Linked DNA regions of Homo sapiens: region 2 is linked to region 1. The links are chromatin loops, found by intact Hi-C in ENCODE. Cell type or tissue: endothelial cell of umbilical vein. All regions are shown on one strand.

The links. Hi-C counts contacts between places; a loop is a spot of excess contacts. Peaks named below come from ENCODE experiments on the same cell type or tissue, not always from the same donor. Only the 100,000 strongest peaks of a DNase experiment are listed, where the experiment ranks them.
Region 2: a loop joins it to region 1, with 11 times the contacts of the local background. A loop is called at or near these places in 3 of 110 quality-filtered maps.

The regions. Positions count from the first base shown.
Region 1 is chr1:234,630,495-234,632,994 of GRCh38, reverse strand. LINC00184 (long intergenic non-protein coding RNA 184) reads right to left here. Exons shown (of 2, transcript NR_033927.1): 2 at 1-47. Among named protein-coding and RNA genes, the nearest start is that of LINC00184, 2.4 kb to the right of the region's middle. In endothelial cell of umbilical vein, no CTCF peak of the experiment used is centred here; a DNase peak (open chromatin) is centred at 1,064; H3K27ac peaks cover 2,195 bases.
Region 2 is chr1:234,771,176-234,773,675 of GRCh38, reverse strand. The region is part of intron 1 of LOC107985364 (a long non-coding RNA gene); the gene reads right to left. Among named protein-coding and RNA genes, the nearest start is that of LINC02961, 12 kb to the right of the region's middle. RefSeq lists enhancers at 735-784, 805-974, 995-1,044, 1,065-1,284, 1,020-1,314 and 1 more. In endothelial cell of umbilical vein, no CTCF peak of the experiment used is centred here; a DNase peak (open chromatin) is centred at 1,135; H3K27ac peaks cover 1,462 bases.

The DNA of each region.
Region 1 (2,500 bases):
CATTCATCATAGTCCCTGCTCATTGGTAACATAATATCTAATATGAACTGCAAGGACAAGACAAACATATAAAGAACATTTAGGCAACTAAAGAAGTATATTAAAAAATCTTTAGATTGTGTATAGGCAAAAGGAAACTGCATTTTCTGATGAAAGAATTCAAGTTGTAAGAGCTCCTTTGGGGAGGAATGGCCATCTTTCTTCCAATTACAGAAAATTTTGTAGCAAACTAATTTAAAAAAATCTTTATATCCTAATTCATTTAGTAACCAATTAAGTGTATAGTCAAGATTCTTAGTTTCAAGTGATGAAACTCAAATAAGGGCAATATATTTGTTTATGTACCTGAAAATGCTCAGGCTAAACACAGTGGCTCATGCATGTAATTCAGTTACTTTGGGAGACCAAGGTGGGAAGATCACTTGAGGCCAGGAGTTCAAGACCAGCCTGGGCAACATAACATGACCTCATCTCTACAAAAAAAAAAAAAAAAAAAAAAATCACTGGGCACAGTGGCACATGCCTGTAGTCCCAGCTACTTGGGAGGCTGAGGAAGGAGAATCATTTGAGACTAGGAGTTGAGGCTGCAGTGAGCCATGATTGCACCAATGCACTCCAGCTTAGGCAACAGAACAAGACCCTGTCTCTAAAAAAAAGAAAAAAAAAAGTTCAAGGGTGGTTCCAGATCCTTGAAAAATGTCTTCAGGAATATTCTCCAGGCTTTAGCTTTGCCTTCTTCTCTCTTGATTTCATTCTCAAGCAGGCAATCACTATTTTTTTGACAAGATGTCCACCAGAAGCTCCAGGCTAATTTTCTATTGGTTTAACCACCCCAGAAGAGAATTTATCCTTTCCAATACTTCTAGCATAACCCCTGTGGCTGACAATGTTGGTTCTGATAAGCTCAGCATGTAACATATACTCATTCTTGAATCACCAGCATGGTTAAAATTCTCATTGGCCAGACTTGGACCACATGCCCCACCCCTGGGGTTAGGGGTAAGAGTCAACCCCACCAGAAAACAAAGACTGAGAGTCAGGGAGGGGTGGTTCTTTAAAAGAAAACTAGGGTCTTGGTATCACAGGAGGAAGTGGATGTTGATCAAGCCAAAGTCCCAGATGCCCATGACACTATACAAAAAGAATGTACATTGTTCTGAGATGCTGATTAAGAAATACAAATCAACCTCCGCTTTTGAAAGTAGTTTTAAAAGAGGTCAACTTTCAGTGTCTTTCATGGAATTTCTGATTACTTTGAGCTAGTAATCAAGTCAACAATAAATTCTTTGTTTCTCTTGCAAACCCACATTGTCTAGGAACATTTCCTATTAATATCTATTTTAGAGTATCACATGAGTCTTGAGTCCTTCTTTCAGGAATAAAGGTAACAAACTGACAGAGATAAAAAACAAACAAAAAAAAGTGGTGGGGTAATTTTAAAATTTTTATGTCATAATTTTCTTCAGCAGGAAATTCTATTTGGCTGAGTGATTTTTGAACAGAGAGCAAATAATCATTTAGATATTTTTTTCTCTCTCTTTTTTTGAGACAGAGTCTTGTTCTATTGTCTAGGCTGGAGTGCAGTGGCGTGATCTCGGCTCACTGCAAGTTCCACCTCCCGGGTTCACGCCATTGTGCTGCCTTAACCTCCTGAGTAGCTGGAACTACAGGTGCCTGACACCATGCCTGGCTAATTTTTTGTATTTTTAGTAGAGATGGGTTTTCACCGTGTTAGCCAGGATGGTCTCGATCTCATGACCTTGTGATCTGCCCACCTTGGCCTCCCAAAGTGCTGGGATTACAGGCGTGAGCCACCGCGACTGGCCTAGATTTTTTTAAAAAGATAAAAAGCAATCACTATGTTTAGTACATGTAATGAAAAAAATATGAAAGAAACTCTCTCATGGGCTAGATACTGCCATTTTCTGGGACGGCACTATAATGTCTATCTCCAGTTCTAATTTTCTTTTTCACCTCAAAATTTTAGTATTCACTGTGACTTATATTTGATTTGTTGGATTCTTAATAATGGCTAAATTTAATTCCACTTTTTCTCTCTTTATAATCAGGGCCAGATTTTTAAAAAGAAATCCACACACTATAAATCCAAAAACCAAGTTATATTAAAAGTCAGATTTTCGACTGCATGGAGGGTCAGCGCCCCCAACTCCTGCAGTAGTCACAGGTCAACTATATATGTGTACACATGCACATACATCTAGTGTTTATGTATATTCAAATGTACATACATGTTTGCTGTATTTTTCATAATGTAATGAGTGCTTCCTATGCAGCAGGCACTGCGTTGTACTGGAGACCATCTTTGCCTCACAGAGCTTACATTTTAGTTGGGGAGATAGTGACAAACAAATGAATAAATACATCAACCAGATGATTAAAGACTGTGATCAGAGCCATGTAGGAAGTAAACACGGTGGTGAGACAGACGAAAGCTGGGAGAGCCCATTGTAGGTGGGAGGTCAGAGAACCTCCCTGAAAA
Region 2 (2,500 bases), 140 kb before region 1:
ATGGGTTCTAGGCCATTTTTGCTGCCTCGGTCTGGGAGCTCACCATCCTCAGAAGCTCCCAGCACCTGGAGATGTCTCGCATCCTGGCTGAGCCTGCTCCCTTTAGCAAACAAGGTCAGGATTTGTAACTGCTTTTGTGGCAACATCTGGCTTATTTCCCTCAAGTCCCCCTGCCACTTTTTTTTTTTTTTTTTGAGACAAGAGTCTTGCTCTGTCGCCCAGGCTGAAGTGCGGTGGCGCGATCTCCGCTCACTGCAAGCTCCGCCTCCCGGGCTCACGCCATTCTCCTGCCTCAGCCTCCCGAGTAGCTGGGACTACAGGCGCCCGCCACCACGCCCGGCTAATTTTTTTGTATTTTTAGTAGAGACGGGGTTTCACCGTGTTTGCCAGGATGGTCTTGATCTCCTGACCTCGTGATCCGCCCGCCTCGGCCTCCCAAAGTGCTGGGATTACAGGCGTGAGCCACAGCGCCCGGCTTCCCCCGCCCCCGCCACTCTTTATATATATATATATATCTTTCATCTATAGTCATTTCATTTCAGTTCAATTCATTCTCTCACTCTCTCTCTTTTTTTTTCTACTTGTTTGTTTGGCCTTTGGAGATGGGGAACAAGGAGTAAGAGGACTCATTACCCACAGCTAGTGACTTGGGTTAGAAGTGAAAGCACTTCTGCTGGGCCCTGACTTATTTATTTATTTTTGGCCACAGAGCCACAAGGCTCGGTCCCCAGTGAGCCGCCCGAGGACATCTTGTGGCACCATCTGTTCGCCCCCACCCACCCTCACCAACTGCCAGGCTCCGATTGTTGTTGGTGGTGGTGGTGTGTTTTTTTTTTTGTTTTTTTTTTTTAAGTTTTTGTTGATTTTATAAATTCTGTAGCTCTGTGTTTTTTAGACTCGGCTTGCTCGTGTCAACGCAAAACCAGGACAAGCAGAATAAACAAAGAGATGCTGGCAGAAGGCTGGGTGTGTCGCCTCAGGTCTACAGATGTGCTGGGGCCACACTGAGGAAGGCCCTCGTGTGCATGCAGGGCGCTGGCCGGAGCGCCTTAGGACGCATCTGAAAACTTCTCATTGCCTCAGGGTTTAAAATAGCCACACTTCCTGCTCCTCGGAGAGGGTATGCACAGAATGTGGGTGACTCACCGTCGGTGGTTTTCGATGTGTCTGTCATAAGGAGGTATCATCAAAAGCCCGGCCTGTTTCAGATGTTATTTTTTTCCACCCTCAGCCATGCGGTGCTGGGAGAGCAGAATGCCTAAACCCAGTGTTTGTTTTGAGCGCAGAAAGTGAAGACCAAATCAATTGTGCCGCAGCAAGTAAAAACTGAATGCGTGAGGGGGAAAAAACCTGCAAACAGTGTGAAGACTGAGTTTCAAGGTTCTTGTTTTCAAAAAGTTTAATTATATTTCAACTAAAGCCAAACTGTCAAAACATGGGAGAGTGATCTGCCTGCTTTGAAAATGCATTAGCCTTCTTATGTAAAAGCCAATAATTGATATCCAAGAGGAAACCAGAGCTGTGGGGGTCGGAGGAAGAAGGAAGACAGCCTCTTAGAACTGCTCAAACGACACTTCCCTATCAACTACGTGCAAAGCTTTAGATCCAGGTTTGTGAAGTGGGAAATTGGAGAGGGGAACAAAGGCAAAGCTAAAACCCTCTGTGAATGGCGAAGGTTTACAATATCAGGCCTGGTTTACGAGACATGTGGGGCCAGGGCACTGTGAATTAGAATTTACATAAGCGAGAACCTGGAAGAGATCCTCAAAATTCTCAACAACAGCTTTGTAAATAACAGCAGGCTGTGCCTTCTTCCCCCTGAGAAATGCTGGGGTGTGTCTGGGCTGCCCCCAGGGCCGGGCTAATGCCTGGGCCCTCTCTTTGCTTCCAGCCCAGCTGGTTTTCAGGTTATCTGGTTGTTGTTTTTTTTTTTTTCCAGACTCCACTCAGCCACTTCCTCCAAAAATGGACCGTCGGTGGTTAAGTCTTTGCCCTCTTCATCTCAGTTCCCATTCCTGCCTCTCCTTCAGTAATCTCCTAGAACTTTCTAGTTTCTAGCACAGAGATTCTTAATCGTGTTCTTTTGATGGCTGAGAAGTATGTGTATTCTTAAACCACTCTCAGATTAAATTAAGCTTGCACTACATAAAAAATATTGATGGAAGCCATATAACACATATTTGGGATAGAGCTAGAGCAGGCATCGAACAGATCATACCAGTTGGAATACGGTATCAAAGAGCTGGGAATTCCCGGCCTACAGCCTGGGTCCGGGAAGGCAGCCGCCATTTTCTTCCTTCTTGGGTCAAGCCACTAGCTTCTGGGAGGACCAGCCTCCTCCAGCGTCTCTGTCATTTCCCCTTGATTGCTGATCTTTGAAAACAAGCCCAGGTACCTATCATATGAATGCTGCTAGGCTTTAGAACCCTTTCTTCATCTACCCTGGTGACATGAGACAGCTATCTTTCTCCCAGTGTGGCTGATCCCCACAAATATACAT